Linked DNA regions of Homo sapiens: all the other regions are linked to region 1. Evidence: chromatin loops called from intact Hi-C (ENCODE). Cell type or tissue: PC-3. All regions are shown on one strand. Region 1 has its middle 8.9 kb from the start of ARHGAP28. Region 2 overlaps LINC01387 (long intergenic non-protein coding RNA 1387). Region 3 overlaps LOC107985176 (a long non-coding RNA gene). Region 4 has its middle 68 kb from the start of ARHGAP28.

The links. Peaks named below come from ENCODE experiments on the same cell type or tissue, not always from the same donor. Only the 100,000 strongest peaks of a DNase experiment are listed, where the experiment ranks them.
Region 2: it touches region 1 in a loop (5-fold over the local background); 19 of 110 quality-filtered maps call a loop at or near these places.
Region 3: a loop joins it to region 1, with 7 times the contacts of the local background. A loop is called at or near these places in 2 of 110 quality-filtered maps.
Region 4: a loop joins it to region 1, with 5 times the contacts of the local background. A loop is called at or near these places in 9 of 110 quality-filtered maps.

The regions. Positions count from the first base shown.
Region 1 is chr18:6,716,832-6,724,831 of GRCh38, reverse strand. No RefSeq gene overlaps it. Among named protein-coding and RNA genes, the nearest start is that of ARHGAP28, 8.9 kb to the left of the region's middle. In PC-3, no CTCF peak of the experiment used is centred here; DNase peaks (open chromatin) are centred at 4,681, 4,981, 5,501 and 6,371; H3K4me3 peaks cover 1,685 bases; H3K27ac peaks cover 3,169 bases.
Region 2 is chr18:6,544,423-6,552,422 of GRCh38, reverse strand. The region is part of intron 2 of LINC01387 (long intergenic non-protein coding RNA 1387); the gene reads right to left. Among named protein-coding and RNA genes, the nearest start is that of LINC01387, 37 kb to the right of the region's middle. In PC-3, no CTCF peak of the experiment used is centred here; no DNase peak of the experiment used is centred here.
Region 3 is chr18:6,601,720-6,609,719 of GRCh38, reverse strand. All of the region lies in intron 2 of LOC107985176 (a long non-coding RNA gene), which reads left to right. It also overlaps the pseudogene RN7SL282P. Among named protein-coding and RNA genes, the nearest start is that of LINC01387, 94 kb to the right of the region's middle. RefSeq lists an enhancer at 3,361-4,173. In PC-3, no CTCF peak of the experiment used is centred here; a DNase peak (open chromatin) is centred at 4,969; H3K27ac peaks cover 2,054 bases.
Region 4 is chr18:6,657,735-6,665,734 of GRCh38, reverse strand. No RefSeq gene overlaps it. Among named protein-coding and RNA genes, the nearest start is that of ARHGAP28, 68 kb to the left of the region's middle. In PC-3, no CTCF peak of the experiment used is centred here; no DNase peak of the experiment used is centred here.

The sequences.
Region 1 (8,000 bases):
CTTTATAAATAGTCCCTTTAATAAACTCTCTTTATTCACCTGGGCTGAGTGCCCCATCTCTTTCTGCCAAGACCCTGACTGATATGTATCCCGCTGCCCCAGGATGTGGGGCAGTGTCCCTCACACTATGAGGGTCAAATACAAATTATAAATAGCCTCATGTCAGTTCAGATGTTTTGTCACTGAAAAAGTTCAGGCCTGAACAGGTCTTGCGGTCAAATGAGTTATGAAAAAGGATTCAAATTTGAGAGTTTCTGAATTTCAAAATTCAGACTTGATAGAGTCTGTTAACATTTTTGGCATTCCAAACAATGCTGGAATCCAGTGTGCTAGGGGATGACAGCACAGGGCTGTGACAGCTGGCCAGGCAGTGGAGTAAATGGTGGCCCTGGAGAAGCTAAGCTTGAAACTTGCCCAACACTGGAGAGTGGACATGTAGACAGCATTTTCAGTTTATTTGGAGTAAGGGCAAAGATAGAGGGAAACTTACAGTTTCCTGTGCTGTCCTACTCTGGATGTCATACAGTGCCCAGCACTGAACTGGGAATCGAGAGACTTGGATGTCAGTACCCACTCTGCCACCAACATGACACCCCAAGAAAGTCACTGAACTGTAGACCTGTTTTTTTCACATGCAAAAGAAATAAAACAGCCTACATGTATTGAACATTTACCATGTCCCTGGTTCTGTTTAAGACATCAGAACATCAACTCATGAGAGGCTCACAGCAGCCTTTGAGGTGAGATAAGTATCACTGCTGGCAGCTCCATGTTACAGTTGAAGAAACTGGCTGTAGTAACTTCCCAAGGCTACCCACGTCCTACGCAGGCTAGGAGGTGGCAAAGCCAGTATTCAAACCCAGGAAATCTGGCTCCTGAATTTAGGTCCTTAATTATTATATTTCTCTTTTATGAAAGGTTTGATGAGATTCAAAATATATTCCTCTAGTAAAATGTAAAGAAACAAGTAGGATTTGATTTATGTTTCTTTATGGTAGCTTTACATAAACCTATTTAGTACACTAGAGGGTAAATAATCACTAGCATGTAATGATGATGATGAAAATAATAAGGAAGGGAGTCACATGTATTCTTAAGGCACTATACTAAGGTAGTTCAAAATTACTAAGGCAGAATTATTGTTTCTTAATATATGTGTGTGTGTGTATAATTATTGTCATCAACTACTCTTACAATGTGTTGAAGGATAATTCAGTTTTTCATTCTGCCTTGTAAATTTGTCAGTGGATACATATAAATAAGGCATTAGAGAATAGTGAAATATGTAATCACAAGTGCACAAAGATTGCACTTTCTAAATAAACTGGAAGCAGAGTGGTAGACAAAAGAGAGTAAGACAGAGTTGAGTTTGAGCTTGATTATGATTTACTATTTACTGGCTGTGTCACCTTAATTTCTCTCTTTTTCCATTTCCTAATTTGAAAAACAGAGACCAGTAATATCTCCTCAAAGAGTTGATGGGAAGTTAAAATGAGATCACATCTTTAAGACACCTATCCCAGTACTAAGCATATGCTAGATGTTCAGATGTTGGTTCCCTTCTCTGTCTTTCACTCTCCCTTGTCAGCTGTCCTCTGTCTCAGCCCTTCCAGAAGTACGATTTGAGTTCAACCCTCAAGAGTAAAGAATCTGGACCCAGGATTCCAAAGGTTTTTCACAACCTTTGCTGAGAGATAAGTCACATTCAATTTATGTGATGAAACCTACCTGGGGAGGCCTCACAAACACTGGCCCCCAAGTGCCACCAGTTGCATGGACTACGAAATATGGAGATATTCCATTTAAACCCATCAGGAAAGGCAAGAAAACAAAACATTTATGCAAAACTTTAACATGGACAAAGGAAAAGTGCTTCTTGTGGCCTTGGCTGCTTATCTGGCAAAATTGCTGCTAGGATAATTTCATACCAGAACAGGAAAACAGCTGCAGCCTCATGAGTCCTTGCAGATGCTGACTGACATTCTCTTAGCAAGAAGGGTTGAGGGAACATAGTCACTGGCCCTATCTTGCAGGAAATGAAGGCACAATTCTTACCTACCAAAGAGAACATGCGAATTCTGCTTTCAGAACTCCACCTGGCAGGGTGGGGTGGCTCACGTTTATAATCCCAGCACTTTGCGAGGCAAGACACAGGAGGATCGCTTGAGCCCAAGAGTTTAAGACCAGCCTGGGCAACATATGGAGACCCCATCTCTACAAAAAATTTAAAAATTAGCTGGTGTGGTGGTGTGTACCCTTAGTCCCAGCCACACAGGAGGCTGAAGTGGGGAGATTGCTTGAGCCTGGGAGGTTGAGGCTGCAATGAGCCATGATCGCACCACTGCTCTCTAACCAGGGAGATAGAGCAAGACCCTGTCTCAAAGAAGAGACCAACAAACAAAACAAACAAAAAACCCTTCATCTTACATACATTATCAGTGCCCTCAAGTCCTCTGGAAAGACTGGTTTAAATTAGAGGGAATGAATACAAAGTTGCATTTATTTTATATAAAGAGAAAATAATGAGACAAATATTTTAAAAGGTAGTGTGTAAATCTTTCATCATCAAGTCAGTTGGTAAATCTTGATCTGCTACTCTGAAATATTTTTCAAAATGTATTGGCACTACTTGAGTTAAATTTATTTTCTGGGTGCTCTCATGATGACACAGAATTTCTAGACTACTCTGATTTTCCTATTGCTTTCTTAGTATCTATTTTTAAAGAGAAATCAGGGCTTATTTTTCTTCATTAACTGTTTTGGGATCTTTGATCAATTTGGTAATTGGGTTAAGTAGATTATGTCACCACGAGAGCCAGCCAGCCAGGTCAAGACTTGTGTTATTTATGTGGTAGACATAACTGAATTACTTAAGTGACTTCTACAGATAAATTGAATCATTATTGATTGGAAATGAATCACTACTAATAGACCCAGGCAGGGTAGAGGAAAGGAACAGACCAGCCATAGCATAAAGTTTTAGTCAAAAAGTACTTACAATATGGAATATTTCCTGCAATACCATGTTTTTACAATTACATAAAGGCTTTATTCATTCATTCATTCACTCTTCCATGTATCCATCCATCTATCCATCCACCCACGCATCTACCCCAAGAACTTACAATTATCACTCATACCTACAATGCCAAGCACCAAGAATATGAAGATGAATAGGAACATGAAAGCACAGACTAACTGGGTCTCTGCAAGCGGGGAAGAGATTGGTGTAGGAGGTCATCAAATAACACACTTCCCCAGGAGGTTATGTTAGAGATGCTCTTAAAAGATGAATGACACTTGGCTAGCTCACAAGTAGGTGTGTGTGGCTGAGGCTATGTAAGGAAGGGCATTCCAGAGGCAGGTAACAGATGGAAACAAGGCACAGGGAAAAAAAGACAGTGAAGTATGTACAGGGAAACCCTTTTAGTTTAGCTTTGCTAGAGAGTAAAGTGTAAGGGAGAAAACCCTGGAGACAAAGCTGGAGACAGGCAGAGGCCAGGCCCTGGTGCATCTGAATGCCTTGTGAGGAGTTTAAACTTTATCCAAGAGTTCAGATGGGGAATCCACTGATGGTGTCAAACAAGGTAGCACCAGAATCAGCTTATGCTTTTAGGCATCCTCCTGGGCTCTGCACCACCTGGTCTTCACTCAGCTCTTCTGACCTACATCTCCTAGGCCTCCCAACCTTTTTGGGAGAAGAGTGTACACTAGAGTCTGAGGCAGAAGAAAACCAACTATAAATGGTCACATGCTAAGTCCCAAATTGAATCCTAAGACAAAGTCCAAGATGAGATAAATGGAATTTAAATAGCTATTGAAAAGACGTTTAGCTTAAAGAATTACACAGGTGTCTTGGAGGGGAAGCTCGGGAAAGGACCCTGACAATCCCCTCTCTGTCACTAGCTCGTGATTACAGATCAGCTGCCTGCTTTGTTCTGGTTCACCTGGGGAGGGACAGACCACCTGACCTGGCAAGTGATGGGGTGAGCACAGTAGGAGACAGTGAAGGAAGTAGAAGACAGTGAGAGGCTTTGGGACATGCAGTATGCAGGTCTGCCAACAAAGAGGGAAGGTTTATTATGATCATTCTTGGATTGGAAACCAAAGAAACAATTCTGATTAACCAAAACAAAGAACAATGTTTTACAAAGATCTGAGAAACAGCACAGGATTGAAGATCAAAACTGAAAGACAACTCTTGGAGCAGGAATGAGAACACAATCTTGCCAGGGTGCTTCTTACAAAATTAACAAATTTTAACTTTTTCTTCTATCCTTGCTTCCCTCTTCTCAGGAAACAGGGTACCAGAATTGCATCAGATTGGCTGTGGTTAAGCCTCCACTTGGCAGTCACTGAGTCTTAAGAGATGTGGTCTTCAGGGACTGCCTTCCCTGCTGTTAATGATAAGACAGGCCCCAAGATCACATACCATGAGGGAGAAAGTCCCTAAGTTGATACCTTGGAGATTTCAGGTAGCAGGAATAGAAGCCAACACATTAACAGTATTTACTAGAGCAGGATTTGGTGAAGCCTCAGGGAGGCAGGGCTCACCTGGAAGCACTGAAAAAAGGCATAATCAGGACACAGATGGTAAAGATTTCCAAGATCTGGAAAGGGAAGAGGTTCTTGCAGAGGGTGAGATGAAGTGATGCACAGGGAAAGAATGCACCTGCCCATTTTGCAGTTGTGCCTCCACATGGCCCTGAATAAGGAGGGGGTAACTGCCTGACAAAGTTGATAAATCAAACAAACCTGGGATTTTTGTGATAAGAATAGGAAGCTTCAAATCCACATCGGCTAACTCAGGCCTCAAATGTGGCTGACTGCATCATTCAAGAAGACATACATGACCTGAACTGAGTCACCTGGATCTGAAGATGTCAAAAGTATAATTTGAAAGTAAGCTTATACAAGGGGTGGTTAAAATGGTGAAAGGCAGGGTTTGGAGCAAGACAGATATAGGAGTTGTGCTATGTTTGACTGTGAGCAGTTACTTAATCTCTCTGGGACCTGATTTTTCTCATCTGTAAAATGAGATGGTAATACCTATCACACAAAGTTGTTGGCCACGATTTGAAAAGGATAAGTTGTAAAACTGCTGTGTACATAATGCTAAACAAACATAAGTTCTTTTTATTATGCTATGCATACATGAAATTGTTATTTTACCTTCTACTTTGTTAGCAATACCTATTAGAGGAGATTCCAGGGGAATTCAAGAAATTCTAGTCACCATTAGTCAGCCAGTAAATATTTTTTAGTACACTCCAAAGACTATAAATATTTCTACAGAAAAGGTCATGACTGTGTTAACATAAGTCATATTTTGAAACTAGGCAGAATTAGGTAGATAATCAGAAAATGGATGTTTGTCAGTTGAAACATTATTCAGGGATGTACCTAGTTATTACTGATTATCGTTCGGCTCAAAAAAGTATTGGAAAGCCTGAATGTCTCAGTGTCACCAGGTCAGGACATTGGCATGGTCCTGAAGAGGACATCTCCTCTCACAGCACCGGCATTCCAGATGAGGCATTTATGGGTGGGGTCTGAGCAGGCTACAGGCACACTCAGTATAGCTTCTGCTACATAGTAGGCTTAAATAACCACTTCATGAATGAAGGAGCCCTCTCCCACTTAATCCTCTGTTTCTACCTCTGTAAAATGTAACTACAGTACTGTAGTTACTACAAAATGAAACTATAGGACTGACACTAGAAAATGGAAGTACAGGACTGATACCTTACTGTGGCTTTCTCAAAATGTATGAGAACTCAAAAATCATAGGACAGCATGCCAATGGGCCTCAAAACTTGATTATGTGATGATGTGTAAATTGTGCCCATGGAGTTGTGCAATGTAGCCAGTTGGAATGGTTTTGAAGACAGGAGTGTAAGGTGAAATTAGACAGTTGCTGTAGTAATAAAACTTCTGTTGCAGGGAGAGGACAATTCTGATCACTGCTCTGGCACCTGCTAGCCAAGAGATCATAGACTACTTTTGTCTGTTTGTAATCCCTTCCTTTGGGGAATCCATACTAAAGCAATTTAACCTCTGAGTGAGTCGGAATAATATGATATTGGGAAATACAAAAAGGAAGCATGTGAATAAACTTGGTAACGTTATTTCACTGCATTTGTATCCCCAGAGTCCATAATAGTGTCTGCCATATGTGCTCTCAAGAAATGTATAATGTATAAACTCATGTTTAACGTGTAAATCAATCAATCAATCAATGAGTGGAGAGCTGCATATAGTATCCTCCCCACCCCCTAGTACTGTAGTTTTATAGTTAGGGAAGTAATTACGGTAGTTTTTCCATTCAATGACTGCAGCCAAATGACTCTCCTCAGGAATGCCCCAGCATTGAGCACATTCCTCTTTGCCAGGGGACCTGGAGGTGAAAACCAGAAAAGGAGAGGGAAGTAGCTAGTTTGTCCTGTGTCTGTAGAAGATAATAGATTCAAAAGAATGGGGCAGGTGCAGAAATAAAAAAAATTATGAAAGAAGTAGACTCTAAATGTCTGAAGTTGCCTAGGTAAATTGTTACCAAATTACCTTTTGATTTATATTTCATTTGGATCAGATTTGGGATCTGTAGATAACAGGTATTCATATAATTTAGGAAATGTACCATTTTATACCATTGGCCATTGAAATAAATTCAGAACAAAAGATTTTAAATTATTTGAAGCACTGTGGTAAAGGGTGTAATAATTCTTTCTCAAGTATCTCATCATCTTAGGCCTCTTTTCAGTCACTTCTAGAGAATTTTTTAAAAACAGCCAAGCCTCAAGTGATCATTTAATCCTACATATGATGGTGAAAGAGAGAGACACAATCAAGTCATCAGGTCCAAACTATGATTCATTATTTCTTTGTATAAAGGAACAAAAGTGTTACTTGTTTTTAGGGAACAAACTATCATAATTCTTAGTATCCAACTTTCATTCCAAATCCTCAAAGCTGTTTGTAAACATAAACTCATTTATTCCCACCTACCAAGCACCACTCAGAAGGAATTCTGATGGCATGAAGTTGTGAAATAATTACAAATATTGCAATCATAACTATTTACTGAGGATCCACCATGATAAGTATTGTATCATTTACTCCTTACATTGGAGGCTCAGAGATGTTAAGTTACTTGTCCAGGTTCACAGTATTAGTCTAGAGGATTAAGAGGCATCCTGGAGTAGTTAAGTCCCTAGACTCTGGTGCCAGACTACCTGGATTGAATCCCACCTATATCTCTTTTTAGGTCTGTGACCTTGGGCAAGCTAACATCTCTGGGCTTCTGTTTCCCCTATGCAAAGTGGAGAGGATGGTAAGAGGATGGCAAAAATGGGACCTACCTCATAGGGCTGTTGTGAGGACTAGATGAGTCAGGTGCTTAGAACAATACAGTGGCACCTAAAAGTGTCACGTAAGTGCTAGCTATTGGTATTATTCTTGTGGTTGCAAGTAATGAGAATGCAACTCACACTAGCTTAAGCAGCAAAAGAAGAGGTGGCGGCGGTATTTGCTTCAGACATGCTTTACAACAGAGGCTCCAATAATGCTCTTAGGAGCCTCCCCAATATCTCAGCCTTATTTCCCCTTGGCTTCCAGATATATCAGACAGGCTGTGTAGTCACAAGGTGGCCACCTGCAGCCCCAGGGATCCACTGTATTTACAAAGAAAGAAAAAGTTCTTGTTACGAAGATATGGCACAGGTCCCAGGGAAGTGGCCTAGCTTGGGTCTCATACCCATTCCTGAACCCAGGCCATAGGCCAGGCCAGGTCTGGGTCATGTGATAAGCTCTGAGACAGAAGGGCTGGGTTTGCCCAATCCAAACCACATGGCCTGAGGGCAGTACCTGTATAAAGGCTCTCAGAGTGATGCCCCAAAAAGGAGGGATCAGGTAAAGACCAAACATATACGTAGTCTCATGGCTAGCAGGTGACAGAGCAGAAATAGGAATTGTCCTCTCCCTCCAACAGAAGTTGTATTACT
Region 2 (8,000 bases), 170 kb after region 1:
TAGGATGCTAGAGAAAATAATTTAGTACTGTTTTTTTCAAATCCGGTAGCTCTTACTTTAAGTCTGCTAACTCTTCCTTAATCCTCAATAATATGGAGATCCAAGTAACCAGATGGCTTTTCTGTTTCTGTTGGTTTTATTCCTGCTGTTAATAAACACTTGTCTCATTAGAAAGAAAAGGTATGCTGCTTACAGGTGGCTATATGGATAGTCTTAAAAGGATTGATAGATTATTTTGCAAAAATCTGCACTAATCCTAAAATAATTAGTAACTACTAATACAACTGCCACAAAAATTAAGGGAAATTTTTTTGTTCAGAATTTGCCAACAGTGACAATAAAGACTAAAGTAAGAGATAACTAAATTTTTTAATTCACAACTTTCTAAATATCAAAAGATACACCAGAGAGAGAGAGAGAGAGAGCAAATAAAATGTCAAGGACATATATTTATATTTGACATAAAAATAAAGCTGTGTCAACAGTGTTTTCTTATATTTAAAAAACAACAATGGAACAAACCAATACAAATAAAATAAAACAGTTGAAATGGTTACCTATAGGAGGAGGGAAGAAACAGTTGGAGGAGACAGAGATGAATACTAAATTTCTTAAATATGCTTTGGAATCATGCAGATATTTTATATACTATTACACTAAATTTAGCTCAATCAAAGCAAAAATGTAAATCCTCAAAGTAAATGATATAGTTTGGACGGTTTGTCCCCTCCAAATCTCACGTTGAAATGTGATCACTAATGTTGGAGCTGGGGCCTAGTGGGAGGTTATTGGGTCATGGGGGTGGATCTCTCATGAATGGCTTGGTGCCATCCCCTTGGTGATAAGTGGGTTCTCCTGTTCTCGCTCAGTCAGTTCACACAAGATCTGGTCATTTAAGAGTCTGGGACCTCTTCCTTTTCTCTCTCTTGCTTCCTCCTTTGCCATGTGATATGTCAGCTCCCTCTTCACCATCTGCCATGATCATAAGCTTGCTGAGGCCTCACCACAAGCAGATGCCAGCACCATACTTCCTGTGAAGCCTGCAGAACTGTGAGCCCAAACAAACCTCTTTTCTTTATAAAAGTATCCAGCCTCAGGTATTCCTTTATAGCAATGCAAACTTACTGACACAGAAAATTGGTACCAAGGAGTGGGGTGTTGCTATAAGATACCTGAAAATGTGAAGGCAGCTTGGAACTGGGTAACAGGCAGAGGTTGGAAGAGTTTGGAGGGTTCAGAAGAAGACAGGAAGATGAAAGAATGTTAATCTTCTTAGAGACGTGTTAAGTGGTCGTGACCAAAATGATGATAGTGATATGGACAGTGAAGGCCAGGCTGACAGGTCTCAGGTGGAAGCAAGAAACTTATTGGGAACTGGAGCAAAGGTCACCCATGTTACACCTTAGCAAATAATTTGGCTGCATTGTGTCCATGCCCTAGGGATCTGTGGAAGTTCCAACTTACAAGTGATGACCTGGGGTACCTGACAGAAGAAATGTCTAAGCAGCAAAGCATTCAAGAGGTGATCTGGCTGCATCTAACAGCCTACCATCAAATATGGGGGCAAGGAAATGACTTAAATTTGGAACTTATATTTAAAAGGGAAGCAAAGTGTAAAAATTTAGAAAAGTCACAACCTGGCCACATGATAGAGAAGGAAACAGCATTTTCAGGGAAGAAATTCCAGCAGGCTGTGGAATAACCACTTGCTAGAGAGATTGGCATAACTAAAAGGGAGCCAAGTGCTAATATCCAAGACAATGGGGAAAAGCCTGGAAGGCATTTCAGAGACCTTAGAGACAGCCCTTCTCATCACAGGCCCAGAGACCTAAGAGGAAAGAATGGTTTCAGGGGCCAGGCCTGGTCCCGGCTGCTCTGCTCAGCCTGGAGACACTGTTCACTGCATCCCAGCAGCTCTGCTTTCAGCCTTCACTCAAGGACCCCAGATATAGCTTAAGCTGGTGCTTCAGAGGGCCCAAGCCATAAGAGTTGGCAGCTTCCACGTGGTGTCAAGTCTGCAGGCACACAGAATGCAAGCCTGAAGGAGGCTGGACAGCTTCCTTGTAGATTTCAGAGGATGCATCAGAAAGCCCAGGCAGAAGCCTGCCACAAGGGCAGAAAGACTCACTAGGGCAGTGCTGAGGGGAAATGTGAGGTTGGAGCTCCCACACAGAGTCCTCACCAGGGCACTGCCTAGTGGAGCTTTGTGGGGGGCCACTGCCTGCCAGTCCCAAGAATGGTAGAGCCACTGGTAGCTTGCACCCTGTACCTGAAAGGCTGTTGGCACTCAACTCCAGTCCACAAGAGCGGCCACAGGGGCAGACTGCCCAAGGCCTTGAGAGCCCACTCCTTGCACCAGTGTGCCCTGGATGAGGGACATGGAGTCATAGATTATTTTGTTTTGGGTTTTTTTTTCATATACATTTTCTTTTCTTTCTTTATTTTTTCATAAAATATTTCAGGGAAAAGGATTATTTTGGAGCTTTAAAGTTTAATGTCTGCCCTGCTGGGTTTTGGACTTGTCTGGGTTTTGAACTTGCTCCTTTCTTTTGGCTGATTTCTCCCTTTTTGAATGGGAATGTTTATCCAGTGCCTGTACCACAACTGTATCTTGGAAATAACATGTTTTGATTTTACGGGCTCATAGGTGAAAGGAACTTGCCTTGAGTCTCAGGTAAGATTTTGGATTTTGGACTTTTAAGTTGATACTTGGAATGAGTTAAGACTTTGGGAGACTATTGGAAAGGGAATATTGTATTTTGTGATGTGAGGACATGAGATGTGGGGTGGGAGGCAGGAATGGAATTACATGGTTTGGGTGTGTGTCCTCTACAAATCTCATGTTGAAATGTGAACCCCAGTGATGGAGGTGGAGCATAGTGGGTGGTATTGGATCACGGGGGCAGATCCGTCATGAATGCCTTAGTGCCATCCCCTTAGTGATGAGTGATTTCATGCTCAGTTAGTTCATGCAAAAACTGCTGGTTTAAAGAGCCTGGGACCTTCCCCTTCTCTCTTTTCCTCCCTGTCTTGCCATGTGATATGCTTACTCTCTCTTTTCCTTTTGTCATGATTGGAAGCTTCCACCAGGATCAGAGGCTGATACTATGCTTTGGACTGCAGAACCACAAGCCAAAATAAACCTCTTTTCTTTATAAATTACCCAGTTTCAGGGATTCTTTTATAGCAATGCAAAAGGACTAATACAGTTATATATAATATTAAACAATGAACTAAGAATCTGGTTCATGGCATAACCAGACAGAAAACAATACTTAGTGACTTTTCTTTGAATAATTCTAGTAGGCCATACTTTAAGTAAAATAAGAATAACTAATAATAATAGAATAATTTAAAAACTTCTTCTAGTAATCATATTGTTGGTGGGATTGTTTGTGGTGTTGTTCTGTTATTGTATGTATAATGTGAGACAGGGTAAATTAGTAATTATATTTCTATTTTTGAATACTGAGATTTTTGGTGTGGGAGACAAAAGGTAAAAATATAGGATTGATTAATTGCTAAATTTAAAGTGGGAGTGTCAGTATCAACCCCTGATATATTGTATCTTTAAAAAAAACATATTTCCCAGTTCTGCTTGCTGAAAGACTTAGAAACAATGATCAATCCAATAACAATGCACACTCATAGATCCCAGATTGTGTTCTCTATGTATCACATCTAACTGAAAGGAGTCAGGGCTTGGAACATCTTTTCTTTTCTTTCTTCTTCTTCTTCTTTTTTTGATATGGAGTCTCGCTCTGTTGCCCAGGCTGGAGTGTAGTGGCACAATCTCAGCTCACTGCAACCTCTGCCTCCCAGGTTCAAGCGATTCTCCTGCCTCAGCCTCCCGAGTAGCTGGGACTACAGGCATGTGCCACCGTGCATGGCTAATTTTTTGTATTTTTAGTAGAGACAGGGTTTCACTTATTAGCCAGGATGGTCTCGATCTCTTGACCTCATGATCTGCCCGCCTCAGCCTCCCAAAGTGTTGGGATTACAGGCGTGAGCCACTGTGCCCGGCCAGAACATTTTTTCAAACCAGATATCAAACAATCTATTGAATATTACTAGGATCATATCAAAAGGACTCAGTTTATAAATTAAATAAAGTTTATGGGCTAACTATAGGGCACTTTGAGCATCAATAATTATAATGCACTGGATTAAAACATATCAAGTATGTTAAGTGTTTGGTTGTGTTTAAAGACATCAGGGAACCCGCTTATTTTGAAAACTAATAATTAAAGGGAAAGAATCAAGAATTTATCCTGTCTTTCCAATATCAGTTTTATCTCAAATAATCAAATAGTTGTTGAGAGAAGTGTCTCTTTGTAGAACTATTCCACCTGATAAATAATGATGGAATGATAAGATATCATCATTTTGCAAACTCTAGTAGATTAATAAATCCAGGCAATAATTATCAATGTAGCTAACATCATACAGAGAGTCAACCAGATATTATTTATCTCCAGATGGATGTATACAGTACTATCTATGAAGAATTCTTGGGAAGAAAACAAACTGAAATCTAATCAAGCTTTTAGACATTAAATACCATTTCACAGGAAGTACAAGAGAGAAAGGAGCAGATCTGTTCAATGACACCATGGGATGCAATTAGCAAATCCACATTGTGGGAAACTCTGCAGGACAAACAACCCAGTTTATGAGAGAAGGGGTGGAGGTGGGGAGGAGTGTGAGAGCCTGTAAATAAAAGGAGACTTCAATGACTCATTCATCAGAGGCTATGTATGAACAATCAAACTATACAAGACATGTATGTACAATGAGGGAGGTCTGAATACTGACAAGCTGTTTGACAATATTGTGAAATTGCTCTTTGACGGGTAGTTATTGGTATTGTGCTTAGTTAAAAAGGGAAGTACTTGTTTTTTTTAAAACATACATAAGCACACATATGATGCACACATATTTCTCTGATATTCACAGATGATATAATGTGATGGGATGTCTGAAATTTGCTTCCAAATAATTCAGAGAGGAGGCAAGTGGTGTGTCAGAGTACAGAGGAAACAAGACTGGCCATGAGTTGATAATCTTTGAAGCTAGGAGATGAATACATGTTGGTTTATTGTTTCAACTTTTGAACACATTTGGAATTTACCATAATGAAATTTTTTTAATCAAAACCAAAATATTATACGTAAAGCATTCCAAAAATAAACTACCAATAATTGTTAACTAAATGATAACAGAGCCTAGAATAGTCATAGGATAATATGATGGATTTTCAGGATGGGAGTCTTGAAGTGATAAACCATACGGTGCACAAAATTTATGCTTCTAAGGAAGACAGTGAAATCTTTGTTTATGTTAACTGTGTGCCTTTTTGAAAAAGTCACTTAGAAAAATCCTCAGAAAGCAACTAGAGAATTGAATACGCCAAAATTCATGACAAGCTATGAAGCTGGACTTTTACCAAGTTACACATGCCTAAAGAAGATACACAATCTTCACTGTAGTGAAACTGACACTGGAAAATGAAGCTAGTCACTCAAATAGATAAAAAAAAAGTGACATCTTGTGTTACATCTGCGCCATCAAACATTTTAAAACATAGATACATTTATTTGTACAGTTTCCTTTTAAATTAATAGAGAAAACACAATGGAACTTAAATATGAACCCCTGACATAAATGTGTTCTAAGTCAAGAGAAGCTATTGCATTTCTGCAGATACAAGGGAGTCATTGATTCACCCAGCCCCGGTCAGCCAGCCAATCTCTTGAAAAGTGGCCATTAGAAGTGCATGAAGCTTGTAAAGCAAAACCTCTGAAACAGTCCTCTGCATCGCTACTGAGGTTTGCCAAATGAAACTTCTTTTAATAGTTCTTCCACATGCCAAAATAATTCCCCTGGGATATTAACTTACCCAGTTATGAGAAAGAAGAAAGAAGAGGATACCACAATTTACATTTATCCACAGAGTAACTTGGAAAACCATTAAGTGGTACCACGTGGGGATGATGACATGTCCACGTGAAGTGGCCTTTATGCCTTTTCATTTGTAAGAGACAGAACCATGGAAAGCACACTGAGTTGGCATTTGGATACTTGATATAACGCCAAGATTCTACTACTTATTAGCTGTGCAACCTTGAGCTGTTCTGACTTGCCTCATTTATAAACTTAGGACTCCAGGAGTGGAAGAACAGAGTGATAAAGAAGTCTTGTTATTTCTCTTTATATGTTTGCCACAGGTTTTATGCCAGTGAGTTCAACCATGCTTGACTCAATTTTTCATCAATAACAGGAAATACATTAAATGCCCATTAATTTCCAACTACCGTATATGCAAAGTACTAGGATGCAAAGATAAGTAAGAAGTACTCCTTCTGGCTGGGCATGATGGCTCATGCCTGTAATCCCAACATTTTGGGAGGTTGAGGCAGGGGGATTGCTTGAGGACAGGAGTTCGAGGCCAGCCTGGGCCACATGGCCAGACTCTGTCGTACAAAAAATAAAAAATAAATAAAAGAGATAATAATCCTTCCCTGAAACCCGTCAGAGTTCACAAATGAGAGTGGTAAAAATACAGAATGCTTAAAGTGGTCTGATGTAGAAAGTGTTAGGACAGCACAGAAAGTCTCCTTGGAGTAGTGTTTATTTATATTGGACCTTTGAGAATGAGTAGACTGTTAACCAGCAGAGAACGGCAGAGAAGGATGAGGTGGGGAGAAAGGATAGTCAAGGAAAAGGAAAGACTGAGAGACAGAATTCAAGAAAATCTGAGGATATTGAACGGATATCCCAAAGTGGCTTACAGATAGGGAGATGAGACTGAAAATAGGTAGGTTGAGAAGTGACTGTTCAGGGCCAGTACCACCCTGCTGTGGAATTGGGCTTTGTCCTGTAGGCTCTTAGAGACCATCAGAGATTTTTCCACAAGGGAAGCCCATGATCAGTTTGTTGTTCCATTCAATTGACTGACTGATTGATCAATTGATTGACCTTCATTGACTGATCATCTGCTCTTGCCAGCCACTATGCCAACATGACCCTATTTTTCCCATTCAGAAAAAACATAGGCAGCTTTTTACAGAGCACTGTGGGCATGGTTCCCCCATGCTACTAATTTTGATGAAATACAGCTAAAGTTGCTCTTAGTTTATGCAATTACTTTTTAGGATGGGTTTTTATTTTAGACCTTATGTGCACAAAATGCTAAGAAATCCTCCACCAGATTATATAAAGAAAGATTTGTTCATTGTATAATCCCTGCCTCCAGCTCTTTCAAACCATTAAGATTAATTTCATTTCTTGGGTAATATCCAATGTATTTGTTTTCTGAAAGGGTTCATGCAACTCCCAAATGTGTCTAACCTATTCCCTGAGAATACCTGGACTACCATTGAAGAATCTTTCTTATTTAGAGCTAAGAAAGCCTGCATATTTCTAACATCTTTAAACACAGAACTTGCTATGCAAGTCATCAGCTTCACGAAGATTACAAAGAAAGAAAAACAGGAGAAAGTTTGATTTCTGTCCCTGAGGGTTGACAGTCTAGGAGGAGAGGCTGCACAATCACAAATAAAATGATTGAAAACACTTTGCTAAAGATATTTTAAGAAGAAATTTGAAGGTGACATACTTGGAACAAACAAGTTCCCCAAAACAAGGTTTCAACATCTTTTTGGTGTTGTCTTTCCTAGAACATTGTGCCTCTATCAATGCTTTTAAGATAAAACTTGCCTGGGAGAAAAATTTTAACTATGATTTTACTTGGTAAACACTATTATTCTAAATTTGAGCTCATCCTGCCTGCTCTGATATAAGCCTTTTTCTTCATCAAGAGTTATGCTTGGGTACAGAAAATTACCTATTTTCCCCTGCTTTTTATGCAGTCATTTTGTCAGACACAAATTCCAAAATCAAAATCGTCTAGAGGGAGTAGTCAGCATAGCAGTTTACCCAGGATGATGAGAACGATGTGGAAATAAAAGGGGCAGCTCAATGTTCTCCCCACCCCTACT
Region 3 (8,000 bases), 120 kb after region 1:
TTCAGTTCTAGGCCTGCTCCACCAGTTCTCTCTCCTGGTATTTCTACTTCATGCACTCCAACACTCTTTTTATCTCTGATTCCATATTTTCTTTAGGTTTTATTCCAGCTCCTATAAAATATTTCCAGGCAACCCTATCAGCTAATAGTCTTCCTACTTTCTCCTTATGGGTGTTTTAGAGTGAAGCTTCCTATTGGGCCACATCTTTGCAGGGGACTAACAGTGCCCATCCATGGTTAGTTACGGTGAACCTGGGGAAGCCATATAAAGTAATGGTCAATAACAGGCCTCAGGGCCGACGGGCTCTGTTCTCAGCTCTGCTCCTCCGTGGCTGTGTGACCTTGGGCAAGTGAGCTGACCTTTTCAGGTCTCCTGTCTTCATTTGAAAATAGAAGATTATAGTAACAGTGCCTTTCCTGTAGGATCCTTCGAGAATTAAAGGTGTTTCATGTAAGCAAAGTGTTCAGTGCAGTTCCTATCTTACAGCAAGACCTGTGACCCTTTCAGAGCAGAGGCACCCACTACAGCCGCACAATTGTCCACATTATTTGTACATATCAGACAAATACAAATGTTTGATGAAAGCATAACATTTTTAGCTAGGAGGGATCAGAGGATTACTGTGTCCAGTGCTTCCATTATGGAAGAGAGCAGAGGCGAGACGTTGAATGTAATGCAAGGTCACTGTTAAAAGATAAAGTGAGTCACAATAAAATTTTTAAGAGTTTATTTGAGCAAACATTGATTCACGAATCAGGCAGCACCAAACATAAAGTAGTTAGGGCCCCACTGAAGGAATAGGGAGAAGGTTTTTATAGGGTGAACACAGAAGTAAGCCAAAGAAAGTATTTGATTGATTACATATGTATAGTTGCCTTGTTTGGTCTATCTCATTGGGAAACCCCAAGTTAGATAATTATAGGTTAGTTGGTGGCTTCCAATTGGTTGAGCTTCAGTTTCACTTTTCTCTGAGATGGGCGTTATAAGAAATAGCCCATGTTAAGTTGTAATTGTGTTTGCAAATCAAGCAAGGTTAAGGTCACTTTCCAGGTCTAACTGGCTTCATGTGCGAGGGGATTTCTTCAAGCCTGTTCGCCACTGTATGTTATTTTAATATCACACAGTGGCAATGTTAAGGTAAAAACTTGAGCTTTCCTAGTAAGATGGCTAATTTTATGTGTCAAGTTGAGTGGATCATGAGATGGCCAGATATTTGGTTAAACATTATTTCTGGTTGTGTCTGTGGGGCTGTTTCCAGAAGAAATTAGCATCTGAATGGGTAGATCAAGGAAATGAATTGTCTTTGCCAGTGTGTGTGGGCATGATCTAATCCACTGAGGGCCAGAACAGAGCAAAAAGGTGGAGCAGGTGAGTTCATGCTGCCTGACTGCTCGAGCTGGGACACTGATCTCTTACCCTCGGTACTCCTGGTTCTCAGTCCTTTAGGCCAGACTAGAATCTACACCATTGGCTCTCTGGCTCTCAGGCCTTCAACCTCCTCAGGCCTACCCCACCAGCTTTTCTGGGTCTCCAGCTTGCCAATCGTGGGACTTCTCAGCCTCAATAATTGTGTGAGCAAATACCTTATAATAAATCTCTCAGTAGATACCTTATTGGTTCTGTTTCTCTGGAGAACTCTGACTGATCTATGATATACCTAGCATTCAAATTAAGGCATAGTTGGCCTGCCTGTTATCCCAGGAAAGTCATCGTTACACACCCAGTGGGACAGCAACCTCCCATCATTGCTCAAGCTTCCATGAAATTCAATGAACAATTATTCTCGTCCTCCTCCGTGATTCTAAGCACTTCATACTCACCCCAATTGCCATCATATTGTATTGTTTGCTGGCTTATAGCATCTGTTTCATCAACTGGAATATCTTCAGGACAAGGACTATTTCTCATTCCTCTGTCACTAGCCCAGTAGAGGGACTGGCATAAGGAAAAAAGTTAATAAGTAGTTGTTCAGCAAGGGGTACCATACCCACAAGCTGGGGTGGGATAAGACAAGAATTTATCAACTCAACAAATAATTCAAATAACAAAGCAGAATGGGCTCAGTGCCACTCAGGAGATGCCGACAGAGTTCAAGAGTTCCAGGGAGGCCTTCAGTTTCTGACAAATTGGCAGTTCTCTTTCTGTGTTGTTTCTGTGTTGGCACTGAGCCCTTGGGCATTGCTATCCTTGTTACCTCGGGATGTAGTGGAAACAAATGGTCGCTGGTTAAGCCCTCAGCTGTCAGGTGGCCGAGCAGCTGCTCAGGAGGACTGCCAGGTAGCGTCTGTGCCAGGTGGGGTCCTGGGAAGGAGAGGACATGGCTCCCACAGAAAGGCTGGATATTTAAGGAGCCTGTTCCTCCCCGGCATTTCTCATTGTCTACAGGAAAGTTGGTTGCTGACACTCTTGGTGACCATTTATTGGGTGGATTAATGACATCTCAGTTAACCAAGCAGGCTAGGAGGTGGAGGTCTTATGATAAGGACCTTCTTCAGCTAATAGAAGGAATATTCACTGGTGTTGAGGCCCTGTCTGGCAAAGCTCTCCTTCTCACAGGCACAAGTGTTTCTGTTAATGTTTCAATCTTATATTTACTTCACTTTCTCAACCTCATCTCTTCAGTCTTTTGAAACATCATCAAAATATTTTTAAAGGCTTCGTAAAAGTACAACTTTGGCTTGCCTTTGATGACTTTGTGGTAACAGAATCTTCTTGAGAGAAACCAATATCATTTCTCAGTAGATAGGAAGAGAAAACAGTCCTAGAGGAAAAACATTGATTAGAAAGTAAGCAGTTGCAGTAGCTCCAGAACACAATGGGGGGACTGTTAACACAATGAGCAGTTAGAATGTAAATATCAAGTTGCCTCCTAATCCCTTTGCCTAGCCTGGTTGAATAAACACAATTGAAAAGGTGAAATTATTTTTCCCCTTGAAATCAGAGTTTGAAGGGTAGCCAGCAGAAAACTCCAGAAATCATTGATAATTGTGCTCAGTATATCTGTTATCAACCTAATCTGCTATCCAAAACAGAGATTGGGCCATATCCATGGTAACTCCAGAAGCTGTTTTCTTTTCTCTGTAGTAGGTAGATAAAAAGCTCTCCATGGTGCCTCCTTTGGGGGTATGGCTTTCCCAAGCTCCGTGCTGGGCAGGAAGTTATGTCCTAGCGGTGTAGATCAGTTGAAGATGTTCATTGTCTACATGCTGTATATTCAGGCATGAGGAAATTTACCAAACTCTCTCATTAGAAAATAAAAACATGTTTCCGATTATACTGTAGTAAATTCCAAAATGCCCTGTGGTTCAATTTTTGGATATATTTGTCCTTATTTCCTTTGGGTTCTCTAAAGAACCTAACACTTGGCACAAATTAAGCACTGACTCCATGGCAGCTAAGTCTATGACTACACAGTCATCTAAGTCTATGACTTCAGATGTCTTTGGACGATGGTTATAGCTATAGGAAGAAGGATGGGACTGATTCGGAGGTTTCTGGCTGGGATGAAGAACTGTTGCTGCAATCTCTTGGCCTCCTCAGGAACTGAGCCTTATCTCTCATTTAAATTCTGCTGTCTAACACAAAGCTTGGTCCTGAGGAAGTGCTCGCTAACCCCAAATGTGCAGAGATTCCTCTTCTCTGTCGACATGGGATGGCCTAATGGACTACACTCTGGAGTCGTTAATAAGAGAAATCTTCAAACCTAGGTGCTCAGTTCAGCTACGAGAATAACTTTGGGCAACTCATTCAACTTTTCAGAGCCAAAGTTTTCTAAACTGTAAATTAGGAATAATAAAACTTAGCCTGTAGTGTTATCATCGGAGAGAAATGAGATAAGGTATTTAAAGCCTCTGAGCACTAAGCACTCAATCTGTGTTCCTTCTCTTCCCCCTTCATTCTCACTGGCGATACCTTTCCATCCTCAGTTCTGCTTACCCCTTTGTGGGAGATTGGCTCGTGGTAGCTACAGCTTTTCCCGTTCAAGTTTTAAAATGCCAGCTGCCCCAAATGACTCTGGCTTGTCTACAGCACACACATTTCTGAGGCACTGGATGATTCAGAGAGAAGTTTCTGTGCTTTGCAGGCAGCCAAGAGATCCACTTACCCAGATTTCAGTACACCATGTTTACACAGTGTTGTACATTTTTATGTTAGGCTTGTATTTCAGAATTGACTTTTGTTTTTAATAGGAAGGCAAGATTCTGGCCAACTCTAACTACCAAATTATGATTTATACATCCAAAAATCTATTTTTTTAAACTACAGTTCTGACATCCGAAAAATAAATGTTGCTCTCAGGAAATGTATAGCTACTGTGTAGATTTCAGAGACATAGATGTGGGTGACGTATGGGCAAAGATTGCAGGCCCGCCACTCTGCCCCACCCCTCCATGCTGCCAAGGGATGTCCAGGGCACTGTCCACCATCTGACAGTCACACTGCAACTCTCAAGGTGATAGCCCATGCCAAGGAAGCTTCTTTGATTTCAAACCCTTAGCTGGAAATATAACAAATATTTCTGGTGACTCCTCATTATATTTTATAAAGTACAATGTTATTCAATTATTCAAAATTCCTTGGTAACCAATATGATAGTAGCCATCTCATCCTTTAAAAATTATTATTATTATTTTAGAGACAGGATCTTGCTCTGTTGCCTAGGCTGTAATGCAGTGGCACAATAATAGCTCACTGCAGCCTTGAACTCCTGGGTTCAAGGTATCCTCTCGGCTTAGCCTCCCTAGTAGCTGGGACTACAAGCATGCACCACCATGCCCAGCTATTTTGTAATTTTTTTGTAGAGATAGGATCTGACTATGTAATTCAGAAGAGTCTCAAGCTTTTGGCCACAACCAATCCTCCTCCCTTGGCCTCTCAAAACACTTGGATTACAGCCATAAGCCACTGCACCTGCACCCGCCCTCAATTGTTTAAAAATAACCCAGGACAGGAAATTTGACAGGTTAAAATACAACAATTGAGTCTTTTTGCCTCGAGGGAGTGTTGGGCTGGGCTGGCGGACAGGTAAGGGTATTTGGGCAGCCTTCCAAGGGCCCAGGAAATGCTTGAGTGCAGAAGAAAGTTGCTAAAATGACATGCATATTAGCCAGCTCTAACAGAAGGGATAGGAAAACAGCTTGTCCTCTCAATGTGCTCTGAAAGTATGTGACATTTGTACATATGTTGTATAGATATTATTTTATTTTACAGTATATGCTTGACATTTGAAAGTGCACAGCACATTTTGTTTATTTTCTTTTGTTTTCTTTTTTTTTTTTTTTTTTTTGAGATGGAGTCTCACTCAGCCACCTAGCGGCTGATCTCGGCTCACTGCAACCTCTGCCCCCCAGGTTCAAGTGATTCTCCTGCCTCAGCCTCCCAAGTAGCTGGGACTACAGGCGCACACCACCATGCCCAGCTAATTTTTAATAGAGACTGGGTTTCACCATGTTGGCCAAGAAGGTCTTGATCTCTTGACCTCGTGATCTGCCCACGTCGGCCTCCCAAAGTGCTGGGATTACAAGCATGAGCCACAGTGCCCAGCCTGTTTATTTTTTTAAAGAATTATTACTCATATATTATCTGGTGACTATCAGTTCTCTAAATAAATGTAAATTCTCAAAGACCCTTTCTTAAATGACACTGACAAACTGACATTTGAAGTTCTCAGAATTGTCCCAGGATTTCAGCTGAAGGATGTGTCACAGCTGCAGCTATAAAACCTACTTATGTTCAACTGCCACACTGTATATATTATAGTTACGTTTTTCCAGCGCATCACATGCCGATAAATGGATGGCATTCCCGTAGGCTGTTTGTCAAGTTTTATGTTCTGGGCAAAAGGGTGTTATGTTACCATTTTAGTTGTGATCACAAAACATTCAAAATCAAAGTCCAACAGGGTTTGTTTTATGGGATGCTCACACATGTCTCAGGTTCATTTGTCTTGGGAGTTTATCAGCACACATCATAAAATGTTCCTGAGTGGTACTAATGCCAATCTAATGGAACCTAAGGTCCATAACGTGGCAATATTCATAGTGCAATGTTAGAATAATGTTCAGTGAACAGCTAGATACATAAAGTTTAATTAGTCAGAGAACAAATTTTTCAAGCTCTAAACAACTTAATTATTTGCTGGTTATCAGTATAAGAATTGCTTTCTAAGAAATACTCCCCTGAGGGAAGATGTGCAGGTGATGATAACAACAATAAAACAATCCTGCAGAATTTTTGGAACCTTAAACTTCCCACCATGAGTAGGAGTTCTTTGTCCCCCATCCCCAACCCTACACTCTTCCCTCTTACTGTATCCTGTGGATGTTCTGACCTTCTCTTTGGAGACCATTTGCTATCTGCTCCACCATTCATTCATTCATTCACTCACACATTCACTTAACAGACATTTATTGAGCATCTACCACCTGCCAACTCCCTGGTTCCTGACGCTGTGGAGTTTATAATGCAATGCAGGTCCTCTTAAGTCATCCAGTCTGGTGGCTGCTCAGCTTCCTCTTCCTGTGTCCATTACCAGGTCTGAGGGACACCGCAAAGGTCAAGTGGAGAATTGATGATTTTGCATTGCTGCTTTGAGCCTGAAATACCCTGAAATACCTCATACTGCAAACCTCTGGCTCTCAACTTCCCAACCTCAGGGCCATGGACCAGGCAGGGACAAAGAGAAGCTGGCATGGCCTCCAGTGCTACAGGAGCCAGGTAGGCTTCCAATTTCCAGTTCAGAGCCCAGCTCCCAGCTACACTAAACACTGAGCCCAAGACTGAGCAGGCTCACTTCCGACCTACACTACCTAGGTTAAACTGGCTTAAGAAAGTCTTTCTTTTATACAGTACTCAGTACAACTGTTTGCATCTCTTAGAGGAAATAACCCAAAGTATACTGAAGGGCTAATGACACGTAACTGGGTTCTCCTGGCCTATCAGGCAACTTTATATGCCAATTAGAAAAAGCAAAGGGCTCCCCTCTGGGTGAATGAATTAGAAACATGTGCCCCATTTGGGGTGGGTGTATGCTGCCTCTTGGATGCAGATCAGCCTAATGTCCATGTGCTGGACTCCAGCCCCGGCTTCTCTTCTGCTGGTACCTTCTGCAGCACGGAAACTGCATCCCCCTGAGTGGCAGCCCTGGCTTCTCTCGCTTTAGTGGGAAACATTACTCCGGAAGACAGACTGAGTTTTGGAAGTGTTGCATTCTCTCAGCCTCAGCAGGTCTCTCTTCCAGGAACACCACACCCACACTCAGCCAACTCTCATTGCCTCAACTCCAGGGTCATTGCTGCTGGGGGCTTTGCCCAGAGTGCCTACCCTGGTTTTAGTGGGCCTCCCATGCGATCCTGCACTTACCTCTACCTCAGCCCACAGCACTTTCTATTCCACAGGAAGTCTATTTGCAGGTTTGCTTCATGTGTCTAACAGGGATCCTGCGAGGACAGAGATGTTATTCTACTTAATATTGGTTCTGTCACTCTCAGCTGATGATCTTGTCTCTTGCTGGAAACAACAGAAACAGTTAGGACGGAGCTTATAGATGCTTCTTAAAAATTTTTTAAGAGATAGGGTCCAGACCGGGTGCAGGGGCCCACGCCTGTAATCCTAGCACTTTGGGAGACTGAGGCGGTCAGATCACCTGAGGTCAGGAGTTCCAGATCAACCTGGCCAACATGGCAAAACCCTGTCTCTACTAAGAATACAAAAATTAGCTGGGTGTGGTGGTGCACGCCTGTAATCACAGCTACTTGGGAGGCTGAGGCAGGAGAATCGCTTGAACCCAGGAGACAGAGGTTGCAGTGAGCCAAGATTGCACCATTGCACTCCAGCCTGGGCCACAAGAGCGAAACGCCACCTCAAAAGAAAAAAAAAAAGAGAGAATTAGGTCTGGCTATGTTGCTCAGGCTGGAGTGTAGTGCCTATTCACAGGCAGGATCACAGTACTGATCAGTATGGGAGTTTTGACTTGCTCTGGTTTTGACATGGGCTGGTTC
Region 4 (8,000 bases), 59 kb after region 1:
GTTCTCAGTGCTCCAGTGGATTTTGGCTGTGACTTGCTGCTTATGAAGTACACGGACAGTAGTTCTAAAGGGAAGAATCATCCAATTATCTACCCTCGTCAGTTATCCTCCTGTTATCCTCACTGCTGGTATCTCTATGAATTAATAGGATAGAAATATCAAGAACACAGTTTCAGTGCATAGTAACTTACAAGTGAAAATAAGGCTAAAACAAGTGTATATGTGGCCTAGAACATTTTCATATTTATAATGTAAGACATTTCTAGGTTTTCTTATGGAAAAAATTCAGTCAACTAGGATATAACCAGTTTTTAAATATAGCTCACTAAATTATACTGTGATTTTTGTGCATGTATTATTAGGTTCCACTAAGAGAAAGGGGATTTGGGTGAGTTTGCTTTCTTTTTTTTCCCCTGAGATGGAGTCTTGCTCTGTCACCCAGGCTGGAGCGCAGTGGCATGATCTTGGCTCACTGCAACCTCCGCCTCCTGGGTTCAAGCAATTCTCCTGCCTCAGCTTCCCGAGTAGCTGAGATTACAGGTGCCCGCCACCGAGCCCGCCTAATTTTTGTATTTTTAATAGAGACGGGGTTTCACCATGTTGGCCAGGCTAACTCCTGACCTCGTGATCTGCCCACCTAGGCTTCCCAAAGTGCTGGGATTACAGGCGTGAACCACCACACCCGGCCTGGATAAGTTTGTTTTCTAATCAGCAAAGGCAAGTTGAGAAAATGAAGCAGGGATCCTGTCTGGACTTTGCAAACAAGACTTTCTTGTTTAGAAATCACAGAAAGTAGAGGTGAAAGCTATTATTACCATCATTACACTCAAAAGAGCTCACAGACAGCAGGGGCATCTCCCTGAACATGAAGTTGTGCCCTCCTGACCTCCCTGTGTTAGCCACAAATGACAAAGCAAGAGCATATGGGAACTGGTCAAATAAAACTTACAAAAAAAAAATAAATGAGTAGTCACAACAGATACTCTTTCCTTGAGGAATTTTTTTTTTTAAGTACGTGTCTTTTTTACAGAAAAAAGTGAAATTTAACTTAAAAGTGCATTTTGTGGGGTTGAAATTTTATAATGGAAATGTTTAGTGATTGCCTTCTTAGCAATTGCCTTCTGCTGTTGCAGGGGAGGATAGCAACATCTTTCTTTTTATAAACTGGGAATTCCTAGCAAGTGCTAACAAAAGCAATCTCTTTCTCACTTTGCTCTTGTGTGGGTTGCATAACCCTGGATTAAGTGATCAAGTACTACAGCCTGTCTTGGTAAGAGGTGAAACGTGGGTTTCACATGCCTTGGTTTTTATATTGAGGATCAGTTTGGAGCTTACAACAGCCTTGATCAAAATCATATTATTAATTTTTTGGATGAAAATACTACATTCTGAATATTAAGACATTTTTACAGAAAGTAATAAAATAATGAGTGCGAAGAGCAGCCTCTAGCATGTAGAGCAGGCAAGAGTGCTGAGTGAGTAAGACTTACAAGCATCAGAGTGCGCTAGAGAAAACCTACACATGGCTATATTTTTCTTTTCTTCTTTTGAGACAGAATCTGACTCTATTGCCCAGGCTGGAGCACAATGGTGCGATCTTGGCTCACTGCAACCTCCACCTCCTGGGTTCAAGCGATTCTTCTGCCTCAGCCTCCCAAGTAGCTGGGACTACAGGTGTGCGCCACCACGCCCAGCTAATTTTTGTATTTTTAGTAAAGATGGGGTTTCACCATGTTGGTCAGGCTGGTCTTGAACTCCTGGCCTCAGGTGATCCATCCACCTTGGTCTCCCAAAGTGCTGGGATTACAGGCACGAGCTACCGTGCCTGGTCAGGGCTATTTTTTCTGAATATACTTTTCTCCTTGCTTCCCATTACTTAAGCTGCCTTTTCTCCCCAGTGGGGCAACACTGAGGCTGTCAGACACGCTGAGATGACCAAGAGTTTCACAGTAGGCACTTATTCCTGATATGAATTCTGTCCCTGAAAGCAAGCCGGAGTCGGGGTGCAGAGAAAACAGAAACAGAAGAAGAAAAAAGGACAAGAAGTAACAGGAAAAGAATGCGTAAGTTATATTCTGAAAAGTATATTCTGAAATGTAACCGTTCAGACTAACAGTGTTGAATATCAATTCACAGTGATCAAAAGTCCTTTTAAAATTATTGATGCTTGAAATGCTAATTCCAGATTCCATTAGCATATATTTGTAAATATTATTTATACCAGATTTGTCAAGTACACTATTTCCTGCTTCAATAGTCAGAAAAACATTAATGAGGACTTGCAGTACTTCTCTGAATTAATTTTTTTTCTAATTTGTATTTCTCAGAAACAATTAGTTTCCCTGAGCACACATCCCAACTCTCAGAACTCTCAACTAGCTCACTCCTCTTCCTCATCCTCCAGGTCTTCCTGCTTAGATGTCACTTCTTCTAGGAAGATTCCCTGAATCCTCAAGTCTGGACACAGATTCTAAGGGCACGCTTCCTTAGCAACCTGCTCTTAGCCTGTCTGAGCCCTAGCACGCTGTGTTGTAATGTGCTGTCCACTGGTCTCGATTGATCCTCAAACTCTAAGCTCCCTGAGGACAGGAAAGTGATAGTTACGAGCCTGGGCTTTGGAATAATAAAAAGCACATCGTAGTACATCCTATAAGCCAAGTGTAATTCCGATTATTTTACATATAATAACGCACCTAATCTTAACATCCACGTAGGAAATTGGGGCAGAAGCAGGTTATCTTTCCCAAGGTCACATAGCCAGTAAGTGGCAGATCCACAATTTCAACCCTGGCCATTGTTTGCAGAGACCATGCCCTTTCTTGTAATAAGGTGTTGCCAATCAGAGCGGCTTCGTTTCTAGAAAATGTTAGCTACTTAATGACTCAGTTGACCAGGAGTAATTACTTGTTCTAAGTGAATCTCATTTTTCTCATCTAAAAAGTGGGAATAAATAACAGTATTTACATCAAGGAGTTGAGAAGCTTCCATGAGATAGTGCACCTTATAGAAAGTAGATAGTGTACTCAGCATAGTACTTGCCATATAATAAATACTCAATAATTATTTGTCTGCTGACATTTTGGGTTTATCCTATTCTTGTTCTTCTCATTCTCTTCCCTTTCCTCCTCCTTTTTTTTTCTTTCTCTTCTCCTCACTCTTCAGCATTGTGTCTGAGCAGAGGGTTGACATATAGTGGACATTAACAAACATCTCATGAATGAAGGGGTAAAAGAATGGATGAGTGAATGAATGAATGAAACAGCAGGCAGACTTTCTCTAAAATCAATTTGCATCTATCTTCCTTAGCTCTTCATCATATATCTTCCTCTACAGCAGACAGAGGGAGACATCTGCAGCCCTAGATTGCTGGCCTGTTGGGCAGTGACACCATTTCTCCTTCACGACAGCTTGAATTTATACAAAATCTTTACTCTTTTGAAGTCCATAGTTCTAAAATAGCGTCAACATTTTTAAGCTGCCAGATTTTATTGGGCTAAACATGATTAGCAGACATTCCTCGCTGAACACACCCAAAGGTTAAACACAAGCCAGAAACCAACACCAGATGCAGGTCAGGAATTCCTGAATCAAATTCTTCAGTGAAGGAAAAATGATAAAATCTCAGGTCTTCTCATTCTTGACAAGTACTCCTACATTTTCTTGACTAGTGTTTGTTCTTAGGGGCAATTTTTGCGTAAGAGGAATTTCCTATAAAGTGGGAATTTCACTGCTTTATATTTTTTACTACTCCAAAGGAATTTCACAAAACATGTCATTTCCTTCCACAATTGATGGGTAAGATTCCTACATCATTCACACCTGTGCCTGTGTTTCCCTGTGCATCTGGTACAGAGATGGGCATAAGGAGCACCTGTCTTGGAGAGATAGCATGGGGGAATTGGGTCATCTCAGCTGTTTTCAACTGGGGTTTTGCCAGTTCCTCTTTGTCTTTTAGTTCCCTTTGTTGCCCCTGTTTTTCATATGGTTATGCTGCTGTTGTTTCTTGTTATGGTTGTTGGTGGTGGTTTGGTGTTGGGGAATATGTAGTTCCTGGCATTCTTTTTTGGCTTCTGAATCCTAAATAACAAGCCAAAAGGAATTCAAGTTTGTGTAGGGACCACAGGTCTCTTAGGAAAGTCCCTCCCCAGATGGCTTTTCTTGTCCAGGGGGAGCATTCAGAGCCACTGGCAGAGACCGCTCTCGGCAATAAGCATGTTGTTGCTCCTATCAACAACGTTAATGAGCCAGAAATGAATTCTGTGTTTCCAGTAGCTTCTTTGGCATTTTAAATGGGTCGATTCCTTTCAGAAGAGTTCATGTGTTTTAATTCATATTTTGCGTATTACTAAAGAAATTTAAGATTTGCCTTCAGTTTTAGTTTAATTTTTTGGATCCATCCAGAGCCTTGAAAATATGAAGGCAATAGAACTTCTGGAAAAAAAGAAAGAAAGAAGTCATTGCGAGTCAACTTTAAACGTATCAGGTTCATGGAAATTCTTTTTTTTTTTTTAAACCAGTGGAGTATTTTAGAGTAAATACCTCTGCTGTTTTAACAAAAAATCTGTTATCTTTTTTACAAAAAAATCTGTATCGTTATCTAATAAAAACTCAAGCAATTTTCAAACTCTTCACCAATATGTAGAGTTTAAATTGCTTTTTATTATAGAAAATAAAACTTGATTAGATTAATTAAATTAATTGTTTAATTAAACCACAGTTGATGACTTCAACTTGATTTATTGATGTAAATAAATGGGCCATGGGCCAGACCTATGCTAAATTTAAAAATATACCTTAAAAATTAAGTTTAGATAAAAATAATAAAGTTGTGGAAATTGCAAAAAATAAAAACCGTGTCCAAAGACATTCTCTGGAACATGGTTAGTCACAAAGTGCAACGCTTTACTGTACTATGGTTGAGTGCAGACAAATCTCTTAGAAAAGTAAAGTTTCCTGAAATTGGAACTATATTATGGAGAAGAAATTTATAGAATGAAACCTCTTCAGGGTATGTAAGAAATGTACAAAACTTCTGTTTACGTTAAATAGTGTCTAAAAGAAGTGCTAGCAAGTGAATAAAAACACAAAAACTTTAAGCAAACAAATTGAAATATTACTGCATCTGTTCCTGAATAAGTGTTGTGTGTCTTTGGCTGGAAACCTGATCCCTGGACAGTATGTAGGGATAACAGATGTGGCTCTTGAGCAAGAAGAGACATGCTGGAAAGGGCACAAAGGTGAGACCTCCAGCGAAGTCTTGATATTTATAGCATGGGCTTCTATAAGCCACCCGACTCCTCCTTGACACACACACACTTTTTTTTTTCCTTCTATGACTTGCAAACATTTGGAGTCTCTTAATCTCCAGTTCCTATTAATTCCTATCTGTTGTTATCCTTCTCTTAATTCACATTCTTTCTGTTAAAGGTCTATGTATTTATTTGAATATTTTTCTATAGCCTTTTAATTTGGGACTTGTTTTATGCAGTAACTTAACTTTTTCTCTCTTCTCAACTTCCATCCTGTTGGTCGCAGAATCTCAGTGTTGCAAGGGGTCATTAAAGAGATCTACTTGAAACTCCTGCTCAGTGAGGGCTTCTTGGCTTATTATATCCCTAAAGAAGAGTGTTAGGATTTGGCTTCGTTGCTTAGAGAAGTGAAAACTCCCTCAACTGCAGGCCCACCCAAATCTCTGTTGGAAAATCCTGTGTGTCCACTTCTCCTGTTTTCGTTTTCCTTTTAGTCTTTTTGTGGTCTACTACGTGGTTTCCTAAGGTAATATTTTTCATTATGTTATTGGCCATGTCCCTTTCTTTCTCCAACGTTTTCCCATTTCGTTCTCCACCACCCCTTTTAAAAGATTTTAGAGGCCGGGCGTGGTGGCTCAAGCCTGTAATCCCAGCACTTTGGGATGCCAAGGCGGGTGGATCACCTGAGGTCAGGAGTTCTAGACCAGCCTGGGAACATGGCGAAACCCTGCCTCTACTAAAAATACAAAAATTAGCCAGGCTTGGTGGTGTACGCCTGTAATCCCAGCTACTCGGGAGGCTGAGGCAGGAGAATCGCTTGAACCTGGGAGGCGGAGGTTGCAGTGAGCCGAGATCCGAGATTGCGCCACTGCACTCCAGCCTGGGGAATGGAGACAGAGCAAGACTTGGTCAAAAAAAAAAAAAAAAAAAAAAAAAAGAACCTAGAAGTCAGCGGAAGATGGGAGGAGTCTGAGAAACAGCCCCGCCAGACCCAACCCAACCTACCCCCTAGACCCCACTGCACATTAATGCACATTAACCTTCACCTTGAGTGATAAATAAGCACCTGTAGTCTACTGAGAAGATGAGATTTAGGGGATGTTTGTCACAATGGTTATCCTACCCCTGATTAATACAGAAGGTTACTGAAAGTCCACTAGGAAGTGGATGAAGGGACATGTTCCTGAAGATAGTGAGGATTGCTAAGAAGCACATCTATGGGACCAAAGACATAGGAATCCAAATAGGAGCATTTAGTCCTTAATAGGCTAGGAAGCCTGCTGCTTCCAGGTTCCAGCTCCCCGCTGAAGGGCAGATGAGCAGCTGCGGATGTATATAGGAGATCTTCTACACAAAATTGTTCCATGCAGCTGTGCTTTTCCTGCCCAAGTGGAGAGGAGCACATAAAGGGAAAGCCCATCTGCTTGGGGACCGTTAACGTGCCTCTGGGTTCCTAGGTAACACATACCTAAAGAGGGAAGCAGAGAGACTATAACGGTGAGACCTAATTCAGCTTTAGAATGGGGTCTGAAATCCATGGCCCCCTACTGAGATACACAATTCCAAGTCAGAACTTTTTGTTTTAGTAGTTTAGTACTGCTGAAATGATAGGAGTGTTACAATTCTGGCTTACATTGGCCTTAAATTAGTGATAAGTTGTTCTAACCACAAATGTTGTCTTTTCTGTAAAGACTTAAAATTGTTGTTACTTTCTTGAGTGATGCTTAGTGTGGAGGCAACTCTACAGAGGGTTTCTAAGGATTTGGCAATTTGTTGAGATCATTAGGAATAAGGGAAGAAATGGCATAATAGCCAGCGCATTACTTTGGACTTTTTGTTGTACTCATTATGGGGTTGTCTGTAATGTAGTAATTTAATACAGAATGTTTTAATGTTAATGATGTTATTTCCTGGGTATTTGCCCAAAATGAGCAAGTTGGTTCTTACATGGTTTCGGTTTCACAAATGAGACTCAAAATGGTAGGAAAGTGAGCACTGTGGCCCTGGTGAATTTTGGTCCTAAGAAAGGCAGAATGCACCACAGGGTGACAATTCCAGCATCTAATTCCATCCCAGTGGCACAATGACTAGAAGTAGTATAGACCTCAATTTATACAAGGAAAGTTTTTTTTTTTTTTGCTTTTTTTTGCTTTTTTTTGTGGGGGGGGGCGGGGTCAGGGTCTTGCTCTGTCACCCAGGCTAAAGTGCAGTGGTGCCATCATAGCTCTCTGCAGCTTCAAAGTCCTGGGTTCAAGCCATCCTCCTGCCTCAGTCTCCTGTATAGCTGGGATTACTGGCTAATTTTTAAATTTTTTGTAGAGATCGGGCTCTCACTATGTTGACCAGGCTGGTCTTAACTCCTAGCCTTAAGCAGTCCTCCCATCGCAGCTTCCCAAAGTGTTAGGATTACAGGCATGAGCCACTGCACTTGGCCCAAATAAAGTCCTTTGAGTAATTTATTTTAAAATATATGCTCTGCCTCTTTAAATAAAATGAGGAAGAACAAAACAAAGACATGCATTAAAAGGTTAATAAAAGAGAAATAAATAATCAAGACCAAAGAAAGAGAGTTTCCATAAGATAAGCACAATGACTTCATAATGGCTGCTATGGTCGAGTCAGATTTGGCTCTGAGCATCTGGCACTGAAAACAAAGAAGATTTGGTAAATTATAAAATCAAGTTCTACTCAATGGAGCATTCACTGGCCTCCTACTCTAAAAGAAAGTTTGAATCTGGAACTTCCTTTGGG